Linked DNA regions of Homo sapiens: region 2 is linked to region 1. A link is a loop called in an ENCODE intact Hi-C map of the cell type or tissue named here. Cell type or tissue: HepG2. All regions are shown on one strand.

What was found. A loop is a pair of places that touch in the nucleus more often than their neighbours do. Peaks named below come from ENCODE experiments on the same cell type or tissue, not always from the same donor. Only the 100,000 strongest peaks of a DNase experiment are listed, where the experiment ranks them.
Region 2: it touches region 1 in a loop (2.4-fold over the local background); 2 of 110 quality-filtered maps call a loop at or near these places.

What each region holds. Positions count from the first base shown.
Region 1 is chr5:116,943,442-116,951,441 of GRCh38, reverse strand. The region is part of intron 1 of LOC105379137 (a long non-coding RNA gene); the gene reads left to right. Among named protein-coding and RNA genes, the nearest start is that of LINC02214, 190 kb to the right of the region's middle. RefSeq lists enhancers at 5,096-5,785, 6,478-7,167. In HepG2, a CTCF peak has its summit at 3,345 (motif pointing right); a DNase peak (open chromatin) is centred at 3,341.
Region 2 is chr5:116,648,498-116,656,497 of GRCh38, reverse strand. No RefSeq gene overlaps it. Among named protein-coding and RNA genes, the nearest start is that of SEMA6A, 78 kb to the right of the region's middle. RefSeq lists enhancers at 3,887-3,936, 3,871-4,165 and a silencer at 3,871-4,165. In HepG2, no CTCF peak of the experiment used is centred here; a DNase peak (open chromatin) is centred at 4,007.

The sequences.
Region 1 (8,000 bases):
AGTTCCAGGAAATTGCATGCTCAGCATAATGCAAAAATAATCATAATAATAAAGCTGAGGAGGAACTTGTAAGAGATACAATAGATAAAAAAAAAAGAGCATAACTTACTAGGGAATTAATGGCTTAAAATAAAAACAATAAAATTCATTTTGGAGTCAACAAAGGGAAAGACTATGTGAAAAATCTAATGAGCGATAGAGAGGAAAATCTCAAGGAGGTTTCCCAAAATTCAGAAGAAAACAATGACGAAGTTTATAGATAGAAAAGAGAAACAAAATTAAACATAAACAATTTGGGTTCTCAAAGAACATAATGGAACAAGTGGAACAAAAAACAATACTGACATATATAATAGAAGAAATTTTTCCTAAGCTGACAAAAAGATTCATTTATGTAGAGAAAAGCTCATTATATCCTTTGGGGAAAAAACAAAACAAAAACATGTTAATATTGTTTTTGCCCTTTTTCATCTTTTCCTATTTTGTTTACAAGTTTAAGCTTTCTTCATACCCAAATCTCATCTATGAAGCCTTTATTTTTAAAATAGTTTTCCACCTCAGCCAAACTTAATTGCTCGTTCAGCCTCACTTCAGCCAAACTTAATTGCTCGTTCAGCTATCAGCATTTAAAAGTCTTTTCCTTAGCTTTAGAGCATAAGAAAGTTAAATTTTATAATTTCTCATTCGTTACTGTCAGTATATATGATGCTTTGTACTATTCAAACAGAGAATAAAGATTCTTTCCATTGATCTTGAGGTATTACAAAATACCTCAATAAATGCTCAGTAGTAAAAATAGATCATATTTCTTAATAAAAATAGTAAATGAATTTGAAAATTAGGACAAAACAAAACAGAAATCTCTCAAAACTATTATTTTAAATGATTGTTGACCCAAGAAGAAAATCAATGCTTTAATTACAATCAATTCAGAAACTTTATTTTTTATTTTTATTCATTTTTATTTTTTAAGACAGAGTTTCACTCTTGTTGCCCAGGCTGGAGTGCCACGGTGCCATCTTGGCTCACTGCAACCTCCTCCTCCCGGGTTCAAGCAATTCTCCCGCCTCACCCTCCTGAGTAGCTGGGACTACAGGTGCCTGCCACCACGCCCAGCTAATTTTTGTATTTTTAGTAAAGATGGGTTCTCACCATGTTGGCCAGGGTGGTCTTGAAATGACCTTGGGTGATCCACCCGCCTTGGCCTCTCAACATGTTGGGGTTACAGTTTCTAGGCCACCATGCCTGGCTTAGAAACTTTAATGTTATCCCTCAAAGCTAAATTTATAGGATATGGGTAAGCCTACACTGAGAAAAAATAAATAAATAAATAAATAAATAAATAAATAAATAAATAGCTTTAAATTAGTATGAAATTCAAGGCTTTTGAATAAAAGTTGTAAAATTAACCTAAAGAAGAGGAAGAGGAGAATGAATATGTTTAAAAACAGAATCCAGTGATGATCATTGGATTATTTTTTGAATCTTAACCATGTGACCAACACTATGCCAAAACGTTTATTTTATTTATTTATTTATTTATTTATTTATTTATTTATTTATTTCAGACAGAGTCTCGCTCTCTCGCACTGTCACCCAGGCTGGAGTGCAGTGGCACGATCTCGGCTCACTGCAAGCTCCGCCTCCTGGGTTCACGCCATTCTCCTGTCTCAGCCTCCTGAGTAGCTGGGACTACAGGTGCCCACCACCATGCCCGGCTAATTTTCTTTTTTTTTTTGTAGTTTTTAGTAGAGACGGGATTTCACCGTGTTAGCCAGGATGGTCTCGATCTCCTGACCTCATGATCCGCCCGCCTCGGCCTCCCAAAGTGCTGGGATTACAGGCATGAGCCACTGCGCCCAGCCCAAAATGTTTACTTTTATTGTCTCATCAAAACCTTAAGACAATCCTGTGAAGTCAATACTATTATCTTCAACTTAGCAGCTGAGAAAGTTGAGGTTCAGGAAAGCAACAGTAGAATAAACCTCAGAGCTGGATGTTTGCAAAATGCATACTGAAAAAGATAAACTCTGGAAAGATTTATCAGGTAGAATAAAAAATCAGAAATGAAATATAATCAGATTGTGCAACAGGATTATAGTCAATAATAATTCAACTGTACATTTCAAAATAACTAAAAGAGTATAATTGGATTGTTTGAAATACAAAGGATAAAGGCTTAGGGGATGGATACCTCATTTTTCATGATGGTATTATTACACTGTGCCTGTCTGTACCAAAATATCTCATGTGCCCCATAAATATATACCTCTACGATATATGCAAATAAACTAAAAATCAAAAAAATTTTAAACAAATATAACTAGAGAACTATAGATTTTAAAATCCTATAGAAAATATTTTATAAAATGTGAATATATTTTACTATATGTGAAAACCTTGATAATGTATATTTTAGAAAGTATAAATTATCATATTTAACCCAAGAAGAATTAGAATTCTAAATAGTCCTTCAAGAATTTGAAAATGCTGACAAAGAACTACTCTAATATTTAACATAATCCCAATAAAAATTTCAATGAGATCTCCTGGAGAACTTGAAAGATAATCCTGCTGATCACTTAGAAGAAAAAAAAAAAACAAGAATAACCCAGATCTTTTTTTCATTAAAGATGAATAATGAGAGAGAAATTATCCTACTGGTTAAAGTATATTATAAAACTATAGTAATTAAAACTTAGTGGCACTGTGGAAAAACAGTGGATTGGATCTATGGATTGGAGTGGAAAATCTATACATAGATCAAACATATATATATATATATACACACACACACACACACATACTTCCACTTCGACTGTAGAAAGCCATAAGTTAATATCACTCCAAACTTAACGATAAGAAAAAAACAGATGACCTACAAAATCATACCTTCTCTGGAGCTGAGCAATCTAGGCACTAAGTGAACTAAATTCCAAGGAGACGTAAACCCTCCCAAGCACAGACAAGGCATATAACTATTTCATCTTCGACAGAGCACGAGAAAAAGAAGTAGGCAGCATACAAGCAAGTAAGGAGAAATCAACTAAAATTTTAAGAAATTCATTAAGGCCAAGCATGGACTAGACTGTCAGTATAGAATAGCCGGGAACTCCAGACTCATAGAAGTGTGGGCTCCCTGGCTACCTTGCTTTCCCACAAGAAAGCCTGCAGGCAGAACAAAGGAGGCAGAAGAGAAATCTCCCACCTCTACTCCGCAAAGTTAGCCGGATGATGCAGCCTGCAGGAAGTGATCAACAGCTGCTGGGGAGAGAAAACACACTTCCTATTTCCCCAGACCCTTCTCTCCTATGAAGCAGATGCCGTATCTGCCAGCAGAGGGCAGCAAACTCTCCTGCCCCAGGGTCCAGGCATACACTCATTGCTTACCGGGAGGGATGCAGGTTAAGACAAGTCTATCGCCGGGGAGGAGGTGGGAAGCCATCTTTCCCACAGGATCTAGGGAAAGAGCCACTGTTACTAGGAAAGGGGTAGATGCAAAAGATTTCTGCTCCTGGGAGAGAAAACTCACATCTACCTTCCTTTCATTCTCACATGTACCTAACTCCAGCCCTTCTGTTCTCACCAAGCAAGTTTATACTCACCTTAGCACATTTTTAAAAATTGAGCTAATACTCGCATAACAACGAACGATTTTAAAGTATACAATTCAGTGGCATTTAGTACATTCGCAATGTCCTCAACAATCACCCTTACCTGTTTCGAAAACATTTTCATCACACCTGTAGAAAACTCGATACAAATTACGCAGTCATTCTCCACCACCACCCCAGCCCCTGGCAATGATTAATCTCCTTTCTGTCTCTATGGACTAATCTATTCCAGATAGTTCATATAAAAGGAATCACACAATATGTATGTGACTGGCTTCTTTTGTGACTGGCTTCTTTCACTTAACCTAATGTTTTCAAGGTTCATCCAAGTCATAGTTTCATGTGTGTCCGTGTGAAGAGACCACCAAACAGGTTTTGTGTGAGCAGCATGGCTGTTTATTTCACCTGGGTGCAGGTGGGCTGAGTCCGAAAAGAGTCAGCGAAGGGAGATGGATTATCATTAGTTCTTACAGGTTTTGGGATGGGCGGTGAAGTTAAGAGCAATGTTTTGTGGGCAGGGGTGGATCTCACAAAGTACATTCTCAAGGGTGGGGAGAATTACAAAGAACCTTCTTAAGGGTGGGAAGATTACAAACTACATTGATCAGTTAGGGTGGGGCAGGAACAAATCACAATGGTGGAATGTCATCAGTTCAGGCTATTTTTACTTCTTTTGTGGATCTTCAGTTACTTCAGGCCATCTGGATGTATACGTGCAAGTCACAGGGGATGAGATGGCTTGGCTTGGGCTCGGAGGCCTGACATTATCATGTATCAGTCCTTCATTTGTTTTTAAGGCTGAATAATATTCCATAGCATGGATATACCACATTTTGTTTATCCATTCAACTGCTGATGGACGTTAGGGTTGTTTCCACCTTCTGGCTATTGTGAATAGTGCTGCTATACCCACCTTCAAACATTTATGCCAGCTGTTCTCGATACCTGGAACTCCTTCCTGGAGAATCACTGCACATCTGGCTCCTTCTTGTCATTCAGGTCTCACTGTAAATGCTACCTCTTTGAATTGGTTTCACAATCACAGTTCCAGTGTAGCTCCCCAGGCACCGGCTGCCCCAGTTCTCAGCTTAGCACGTCTCCCAGTCTAAGATTCTTCTGCTGGTTTGCTTATTGGTTCTCCCACTAGAATTATATCCTCATGGAAGAAAGGAAATCTTCTGTCTTGTTTTATACTTTCCCTTCACCCCTTGAAGAGTTCCTGGTACATAATAGGTACTCAACAAATAACTGTTAAATTAACGAATACATTAGATAAACAAAATAAAACAATACACAATATTTTTTGCCTGTCAGCTTGACAGAAATTTACAAGAGCCCTGTTAATCAATAGAACTACAGTGGGGTCTCCAGAAAAGAGCCGTCCCATCCATCCCCTGCCATAGGGAAGATAACATGAAGCAAATTTTCTTGAGAGCAATTTGGCAGTAAATATCTGAAAGCTGAAAACTACCTATTCTTTGCACCAGTCATCTACTTCTGCATATTTACAGGAAAAAAAAAAAAAACTAGATCTCAAAGATGTAGACCAAAGGATATTTTCGCAACATTTTAAAAATAGCAAAAAGATGAGTCCCTGTGATATCCATTCATAAGAGACTAGTGGTACTACAGGGAATCAATACAAGGAACTGTCAGGCCTCTGAGCCCAAGCCAAGCCATCGCATCCCCGGTGACTTGCACGTATACGCCCAGATGGCCTGAAGTAACTAAGAATCACAAAAGAAGTGAAAATGCCCTGCCCCGCCTTAACTGATGACATTCCACCACAAAAGAACTGAAAATGGCCGGTCCTTGCCTTAACTGATGACATTCCACCACAAAAGAAATGAAAACGGCCTGTTCCTGCCTTAACTGATGACATTCCACCACAAAAGAAGTGAAAATGGCCGGTCCTTGCCTTAAGTGATGACATTACCTTGTGAAAGTCCTTTTCCTGGCTCATCGTGGCTCAAAAATCTCCCCCACTGAGCACCTTGCGACCCCCACTCTTGCCCGCCAGCGAACAAATCCCCTTTGACTGTAATTTTCCTTTATCTACCCAAATCCTGTAAAACAGCCCCACCCTTATCTCCCTTCGTTGACTCTCTTTTTGGACTCAGCCCGCCTGCACCCAGGTGATTAAAAGCTTTATTGCTCACACAAAGCCTGTTTGGTGGTCTCTTCACATGGACGCACATGAAAGGAACCGCATAGGGTCATTACAGGAGATAATATGAATATATGTTAGTATGAAAATATGTTCATAGACTTTTGCCAATTATAAAAGCTAGGTACAAAATGTATGTAAAGAAGGATTTAATTTTGGTAAGAAATGATATGTATGGTGACGTGAAAGGGAGAGCGAAAGAGAGGAGAATGATAATCATTATGATTGGGGGATATATGATTATAGCAAATGTTTTGCTTTTTTGACTAATAGTTTTTCTTCTTATATCCTCCAAAAGACACCTTTTAATTGTAATTATAGCAGGGCACAGTGGCTCACGCCTGTAATCCCGGCACTTTGGGAAGCCAAGGCGGGTGGATCACCTGAGGTCAGGAGTTCAAGACCAGCCTAGCCAACATGGCGAGACCCTGTCTCTATTAAAAATACAAAAATTAGTCAGGCACCGTGGTGGCGCACACCTGTAATTCCAGCGACTCGGGAGGCTGAGGCAGGAGAATCGCTTGAACCCAGGAGGCAGAGGTTGCAGTGAGCTGAGATCACACCACTGCACTCCAGCCTGGGCAAAAGAGTGAAACTCTATCTAAAAAAAAAAAATACTGTAATTATAAAAACAAATGATGTAAATAAATAAAAATAATCTCAGGTACATAATGCAATTAGTTATTCCTCTCAAAAACATGAAGCAGAAATAATATTCTTATTTGAGACATGTATATCATTTAAGTAGACACCAAATCCAGGTGAAATTTTCTGAATTTCAGAATACTTAGAGTTTCTGTATTGACTCATCCTAAATGTTATCAATACCTGTTTTTCCACTTAAAATTTCTAACACTATTAACAACACATTTAGCAGGTTATATACAATTCCCTTATTGTCAATGATCTTTGAATATTATAAAATATGCTAATGATTTCACCCTTCAGGAACTCTTTTGAATTCAGTGCACTAAGTCATAGACACACAGGACATTTTCAGGGCATGTTACCTATTATGTCTCCAGGGAAATAGGAATTTAAAATTTTCTTAGGGAAACAACAGTTTTGCCTTCTGCTAAACGCTATGCAGTTGGAAAGTATGTGAATATGCTTGGGAAACAAAACTCTAGAATCCAGGAATAGTTAGGCAGCTTGCAAAGATACTTATCTAGGATCAGAATGCTCGACAAAGGAAGTTGAGCAATGCAAGGCATGGTTTCCAGCTGGGGCAGAGTTAGGCAGGTCTTGATGCTTATAAGGCCAAAACAAGTTTACGAGGTTAAATGGTGGGGAGGGTGTGGCAGCTGTGTGAGTGCAATCAGGCAAGCGGTAGTTTAATGCAGGTGAAGAGCATGGTGATTCTGGGCCACCAGATGATTCACTGGGGTGATAAGGAAAGAAACCAAGATGGGAGCCTACGTGCAAAACACAGATCAATGCTCTGGAAGAGGAAAGGTCTGTGGCTTGAATGCACAGCATGGTTTGGACTCATCTCTGGCATACAACCTGCCTGATCTAGGACAAACAGTTTAACTTGCAGCTCTGACTCAACTAGGGCTGTAGCTGCTGCCTTGTCAAGATTAAGGAAGGGAAGAGGTTGTGTTAACCTTGGCCCAAAGGAGGGAGTGGGGCATAGATGATTTCTCCAGAAAGGGGCAAAAAAGGCAGACATTGATGCTTTAATTGATATAAAAGTAAATAAAGCAGATCTCTGACAACAAAGTGCTTACCACGTCATCAGGAAGGAAAGCCATAACGTAGAGATAAAGAACCTTACGTGTAGTGAAAATGGGGCAGGTGCGTTTTGAGTTGTAGAGGAAGGCCAGCTGCGGCAAGTCTTGAAGGCCCAAATGCAGTATTCAGTCTTTATGCTATAGGCATGGGGAAGCCTTCATAGTTTTTGAATAAGGGGATGACTTCATAAAGGTACCATTTTAAAGCAATGGATCTGGTTGTAATGGATAGGGAGAGTTCGGCATGTTTTCATAAAGATACATATTTTAAGCATAATCTCTCTCTTCCTTGTGGGAGTTTTTCCATTTTTCCTTTGGTGTCCTCAGATTCCTGACTCTGCTCTGTCATATACACCAACATGCCAGCACTCTAGGGCCTTGACGTTTCAGAAAGGAGTACAGTAAAAATGGCAGCAAATATGACCATAGCAGTAACAACAACTATCATCTTGTAGCCAAGTGGAGCTCAGAGTTGAAAACAAACTT
Region 2 (8,000 bases), 290 kb after region 1:
AAATATTGTTGAATAAATGAATTTTTACTAAAATATATTTGCATTTATTTGTACCTGTTTTCTACACTCATATGTCAAATAAAAAGTACTGTAAATATAGACACTAAATTTTAGCAGTTTTTCACTGGGGATTTGGGGTAATTTTTACTTTATTTGAATTATTAATAGTGAGTACCCATTACATTGATAGGCTAAAAAAAATAAAGCTATTTCCATTTGGAAAAAAAAATACTCAAAAATGAAAATTAAAACCCTATAGCTATCTAGTAGCTGTAAAAAATTTAAAAATATAATAGACTTGGGAGAATTATGATTTTATTTTCTTTCATTTTTTACTTTATGTCAGATGGCCAAACAACCACTGCTTAGAAAACTGTGTTATCTGTAACGCATTATTTTCTGGTCACATAACAGCTGACTAACATAGCTTAATTTCGAGATCACTTAAGTTTTTCACCGTCATTTTGTGATGTTGTTTTTTAACTATTGTTATCATTAGTCTTTTTTTTTTAATTGGGTAAAGTGCATTTTAATTGCTTGCTGCAAATACCACCCACTTACCTGGAAAAGAAACGGTCGTCATTTCTGTTTTGAAAAGGCGGCCTACTTTAGATTCCTAATTAGCAATAATGTTAATAAGAAAACTGGAATAAAGAGAGTGAAAGAGGCAATTAAAAGTGTAACAGAGAGAAACTATACTAAACAGATTAGGGAAGGTACTTCGGAAAAGCAGAGGTAGCCCTGATTTTGGGGTGATTGCTGGGCTTCCCACAAGTGATGTTTCTTAATAATTACCATAGTGGAGCCAGAAAAGAAGTTAATTGCTGTGATTATGTCATCTTTTCACCTTTGCACAATTACTCATAGGAAATACAAGATAGTTGTGAGCTATCCTTTATGAATCCATCTCTACACTAACCCAGGAAGGAAATGGAGTTGCGATGAATAAAAGTTGTTAAAACAAGAACTTTAAGCTTTAGATTTTGCCTTCATCGCTTGCAGGATTTCATTCTCCTTGAAACAAAAACTTTCTAGCAACTGGAACCACATTTTAACAAAATTAAATTTATGAACCAATTTTAAACCTTGGAGACCCTTACAAATCCAGACATTTGCTCCGACTGTTATAGCTATTATGAAATTATTACAAATCTCACCTTAAAATTAATAAGTGACACTCCATGAGCATAATTACATTGTTCATCTTTCCATAATCCTTAATTCCTCTGTGTGTTATAACATGTGATCAGTCCTTCACATAACCCAGCTGCTTCAGATAATTGCTTGCTGTCCTACTGAGAAAAACTTCTAATAAATGATGCAAGAACCAAAAATAGTGCAACCCTTTCTCATTGCTACAAAATCAGAAATGGTTTTACCTAGAATTTAATTCTATGATTCTTTCCCCCTACTGACAATGGTATTCGGTGGGTTGGGAAGAGGAAGGATTAGAATATTTCAATTAGAACCCCTGCAGCTCTTTAGGAATACTACCAGAATTTTGCCACTAATTGACGAAATAGATAACACGTGTCTTTGCTTCAGCAGCTCTTATTTCCTTAATAAACATTTTTTTCAGCAACTTTAAGAAATGTTTCCCTTTGAAATACAACATCACATAATGGGCCCCATCTGGAATGGCAACTTTGCACACAAGCTAAGAAATTAGAAAAACAAAAACTCATTTTTTTGTCTTTGTCTAGGGTGAATAATTGCAATTAGCTACTGCAATATCTATATATGTTACTATGTTTAAAAAAAAAAAATGAACAAAGCTTTTCAGTGACTAGGCGCCCAAAATCATAAAAAGGCTGATATCCAAGAAAAAAATCTGGTGAATTTTATTTATTCAAACTGTGTTTTGGTTTTTATTCAGTTCTATATTACCTTCATTTCTGAGAGCTGGGCTTTTTTTTTTTTTTTTAACATTCATTTAGAATAACATCAGAATCTTCTAATCTCCTTCTTCAAATTTGAAAAAATACCAAAAAATAAGAGTTTTTCTTTAAGTCAAAAAACATGAAGAAGTTCATGGGGAAAAAGTGGCCACTGTATCCTAGTGTAGGGGTAAATGAAGACTGAAGGAAGTAGAATTCAAGAGCTCGGGACAGGACAATGTTAAACTGCAATTGCTGAATCTTTTTATTCACTAACACTTTCTGAGGTCTGTACTCAAAGAAACATTGAGAATTACATGCATAAATTAAACAAGATTCTGTAATTGGAGAAAACCAAAGCCTTGTAAAGAAAAGTTAGGGACCAAAGATTTGGAAATCAATATATGATGAGGTGAACATTATATTGAAAACCACACTGAGGTGGGGTTTCTAGTCATGTGTGGAAACCAGCCCCATGATTTAAATTATGTCAGTGGGATAAAAGACTAGGTGGGTTCATTGAAATTCTGCATTCCGGCTTTGGCAAGTATTTATGGTTAGGATTGTGTTAGTTGCCACATTAACAATTTTGTGTTTGCCTTGCTCTCTCTCTGCCATCAACAGTACAATCAGTGGGATCAACCCTGAAGAGCTCTGTTTCAGTCTGAGGCAGTCAGTTCACCCCTTTCCTTTAGTTCTATTTTATGACATGATTCTAAATCAACAGTTTTCACCCCTGTTTCGAGAGGGTTTTCCCCCCAGAAATTAAGGAAAGGTATGTTACATAGCAAATGAAAAAGAGAGAAGGCTGATTCTAATTAAAAGCGGAACATGAAATTGACTTGAAAGCATTAGGTTATGAATTTTCCCTATCATTATATCTTAAGTCCTTTATGAACCCAATCATCATCTATGATAGCTAAAATAAGAAGTCTTCTTATTCCTTCCAGCTTTTCTATAGTCTTAGGGATTGCTGCCGGCTGAAATGTAAATCCTACTATGATGGCTGTACATAGAAATAGAAAGTGTCTTCCAAGATAAAACAATGAGTGCTAAACACAACGAGCATAAAAAGAAAACTATTGGTATTTTCAGAACTCAAAGGACTATATGCCTTTTGAAGATACACTTTGGACACAAAAAAATCACTACAACAGAAATATCTGCTATTCCATCTACCTCTGTAAACATATGTTTTGAGCCTATGGATGCTGCTTATTTCATTAAATCACTATGAATCTGGGATTAAAATCATCATGCTATTACATTGCAATGCCTTTTTCTAAAGCACAATATTCCCCATAAGTGTTTACTTTCATTCTTTTTTCTAGTCCTCTATCCTATTCCCCTTTCTATGGCAATTATCCACGACAATAAGAATTGCCTAATGGTGTCATTTTGTAATCCAGGAACACAGGTGCTCATATGAAAGTTTCACAATAAACTTTGGGAGATGAGATCAGAGACTCAAACGTACTACTCTCTCACTGAACAACAGCTGTAAGAAATAATGCAACAACTCCCCTGCAGACGGAAAGGCTTAACAAGTAGAAATTCCTACATTTGTGTGTGGTTGGTATCCTCCCAGCACTTTTTTTAGCAAACAGACTTCACAGCCCAAAATAATATCCCTGTCTCCCAGACAAATGGTAGATCCCAAGAGATTCCTTTGGAGCACAAACCCTGCTCAGAGTGACAGGCAAAGTCATTGAAACTAAAGTCCCCCAATTAAGAGAGGTGATCCCAAGTAAAAGTAATGTTTCAGAATTCATCTTTCAGGAAAGGTAAAGCTAGAATCTCTGTAATTAACATTTTGCAAATGTTTCCTTGGAAAAGGGAAAGAAAATAGATAAACAGTCTACAAATTTTCATAACAATAAAAGGGTAAAGTTCTGATGTTGACCCACCCACCACATAAACAACTGACAAAAAGGCACTATTAGCAAGCTCCTCTCAGAGCTGATTAAAGGGACTCCACACTTTTCCTAAAATCTCCATGTTATGACACACTCTCTGGCAAACCCTGGACCCTGTTATTACTCTCCTCAGTTCAGCAACACTCAGAAGCCTCGGTCCCCAGGGATGTTGTCATGTTTCACAAAGGCCGCATTGTGTCTCTAATGCCGACTCTCTCCGCGGTTCATTTTGCATGCTCTGCATGCGCATGTTTGATTTTCAGAACATGACTCATGCCTTTTAAGTTACTCCACAGACTTACAAATGGAGGAAAGGAGTGATGGGTTGGCTGATTGGAAGTGAAAGAAGGTGTCCTTTCCCTGGACAGTCTGACTTTTTAAAGAATGCATTAAGTGACTTCCTGGCTCACCAGGATCAATGTGACGTGACATTTGAGAAGGGACAGGAATAGTGGGTGTTCCCCTTACATTATTTTTACACAGTTCATCTTTTTTTTTTTTTTTTTTTTTTTTTTACTGACAGGAATAAACCCGTCTCCCCTCCTTCTCTCAGCAGAATAACAGAGCAACATAGAGCTCAGCTAGATTTTCAAAACGATTGTGTTTAAACCTCAAGATTTCAGTGAGTGATCCATTTAAAGTTACTGTTAAACAGTATTGAATATGATTTTGTAATCTGTGTTCAGCCCTGATGGGCTGCAGGATTTGGGTAATATGTAATTATTTCACACTTGTGGAAGGAGGCAAAGACAATTTATTGTCTAGATTCACTTGGGAAGCCTCCTTCAGTTTTTGAAAGAGCATCCGTGGAACAGAAGTAGCCCCACCCACCACTCAGGGATTGGGAGGGTTGTTCTGCTTGAGACAGGGAAAGAAAACCAGTTATTGGCTTCTAAAATGGGGATATGGGATGTGGGATTAGGAATGTGGGGCGTGGGGAGAAGTGAGGAGGAACAGGGAGAAGAGCAGGCGCTTGGAGAAAGGCTCTCAATACCCCCTGGAAAGGGGTGATCAACAGACATTTCAGCATGGATTGTACCTCCTGAACTGATCAGTGTTGCCACATAAACCTCACTGTTGCTGTGTAAATTCAATCCCACCTGCACATCCACTTAACTCCTATTCATTCCAGCAAAATCTACTAGTATATTTGGGACGGATTATGTTGATTGTTGAAATCAAAGCCTGAGCTTCTCTGTGTTGTCCATGTTAGGCAGCAGAGTCTGCTGCCTGTAAGAAATGGAAACCCAAGGACAGAAACCATAAAAGCTGGCATAACCACTAGACACCTGGGGAAACTGCAGAAATTTTGGAAAGACTTAGGGGTGCTATGCCTGCTGCAGAGTTGGGGCTTAAGATAATCTGACCCAGATCTATAGGCGCAGAGAAGTTGCCACTACATCTGGATTATATTTTTCCCCTCTGTCAACATTTACATGTTTCCTATGTGTATGTCTTACGTACCTGTGGATATGCAAATGTGTGTGTATATGTGTGAGAGAAACTTTGGGGTAGTATCTGGCCCCAAATAGCAGCTCACTGAACTTTTTCCATTCTTCTGTTTCTCTGACTAAGAGAGTGGCTAGTTTTAGACAAATCTGCTAAAACCTTGAGTGAAAACCCTGGGGCCTGCAGAGAGAATTTGTTCTGTCATTGACAGCTCAAACGATCCTGGGATGGAGCACTCTGACATCATTGTAATCATAATGCTCTTCGTTCTTTTATTATTTTGACTTATATTTTTATACTGTTCAAAAAAACTTTTACATCTATTATGTCATCTCATGCTAACGACACCCCCGTGAGGTGGAAGGAAAGGTTATTATTATAATTCAGCTACTCTCCTGTCAACAGAGCCATGACTGAAGCCCCAAGGCCCACAGCAGGGAAGGCAGCCTAGTGGCTTCATGGCTCTCCGGGAAAGGTCCTCCAAGGCTGACGCCATGACCAGGTTTCGCGGGTAGCCAAAGGAAAGAGTCACAAAAAGGGCCGCCTGCCCAGTTGGGCATATGCCAACAGTTCTGTCTGGCAGGAGTGGCATGGGACAGGGATGAGAACTGTTCTCCTTTCTTTCCTGTTTTGAGTCTATTACAGCACACAGGGTTTGAGGCATTAGAGGGGCTGGCATGAGTCTTTACCCTCTTCATCCAATCTGGGAGATGATAACGCAACAGGATAGGATGGGAAAGAACTATCCTCGTTTTTTGTTTAGAGCTCTTTCTTTGGCAAAGCAGCAAGAAAACAAAAATTTCTATGTTTGAAGAAAAAATGTTTTTTTTTAAATATTTTTTTCCTCCTCTAAGCCAGCGATGGCCAAGTTTATAGGTGCTAAATGGCCATAAAATGGCCAGGTAAGTCACTTTATCTTCTTCAATGATTTCTATGTTCATGGCACGAGGTAAAAATAAATATGTATAGTGATCAGCCAGGTATCTGGTACATAGAATAAGTTCATTAAATCTAATCTATTATTATAATTATATGCATAAGATATGCAACAGAGACATCAGTTGGCATGTCTCTTGAAAAGGCTACATGTGCCATATGGTACTTCAGATTCATAGGGATAGGTAGATAAGTTTTAAATAAGCAAGACAAGTGTCTGTTCCAGGCGCTGGAGTGAGCCAAGCTTGAATGGGGAGGCCAACACCTACAATAATACTATCAGCCTTTTGTGACCAATCACTGCAAACATACCTGCAATCAGAAGACCCCCTTTTCCAAAGCAGAAACTACCTTAACCTATTCTCATAAAATAGCTCATTAGAATGAGGGAAGCAGTGTTACTGAGTCTACCATGCCTATTGACATTTGTTTGATGATCTCCCTGATCACACACAATTCCAAAAGCAAGAGCTTAAAATGATTTTCAAATGTATCCAATTCACAGCCAAGCGAAAATGTTTCTGTACCAAGAATAATCTTACATTAAACTTTTTTTTTTCAGAAGCCTAAATTTAACCAGTTGGAATTCTTTTTTTAGGTGTTATTCTATTCAACCTTTAAAAATGAAGGATCTGATTTTAATGTGAAATCTGCATTTCATCAAAGATGGGACACAGTGTCCTTGCTTAATTATTCTTTGGAAATTGAACACCTTTACTACTGCATTCTTAGCAGGTAGCAACAACACAAATTGAAGAAAATGTGATTCAGGTTTGAAGCACTGAGTTCATTGATTTCAACCATATTGATAAGCATAGAGAATACACCTTGCATTGATACTGCTCACATGCTCAACTAGCAGATGGTGTAGTAGTCAATGATAATGTCACTAAATGCCTACACATATAAGGAGAATTTAGAGTGTGAATGAGGAAAATCATAACATTTCACAATTGTGTGACACTTTCTAAAGTCTTATCTATTATGCCATCTTATTCTTTTGTCATCCATGGGAGAGAGACAGCCAGGAGGCCTCAGGTAAGCAGACCATCCAGCTCACAGATGTTGAAGCCAAACTTGAATCTCACCTTTCCAAAGCACTGTTCTTTCTGTCATGCAGCTTCCTAATATATGCTGAGACTTTTTTAGATGGGGCAGGAGGTGCAGAAACTATACATAAGGAAACTCAGCTGGAGCCCTGATTATAATTTTAAGGCATCAGTGTGACCTGGGACAAGTGCCTTGAATATCCAGCACCTCCAGTTTTCAACTCAGAAGAGGGCATGTTAATTCTGTTTCTATCTACCTCAACAAGTTTTTAAGTATAGTAGCAGCTAATGAATATGAAGCTGTTTTTAAAAATAATAATTCTTTTCCAAATGTAGGTATGAAGATGATTTTTTTAAATAAGATATATCGCTAGTTAAAAGATGCACTTGTATTGAATGAATGTCCTAAATGCCTTTAAGATCCAATCTGCTACCGGCCATTTAGATGACTGCAGGAACTAATGGTAGACTATACATCTGTTGTTTGGGCTGCCTAACTTCCATTTCCCTTCTGATGTTAAAAGGTACCGTTTTGGCCAGGCACAGTGGCTCAAGCCTGTAATCCCAGCAATTTGGGAGGCCAAGGTGGGTGGATCACCTGAGGTCGGGAGTTCAAAACTAGCCTGAACAACATGGAGGAACCCCGTCTCTACTAAAAATACAAAATTAGCCAGGCATGGTGGTACATGCCTGTAATCCCAGCTACTTTCAGGAGGCTGAGGCAGGAGAATCACTTGAACCTAGAAGGCGGAGGTTGCAGTGAGCCAAGATTG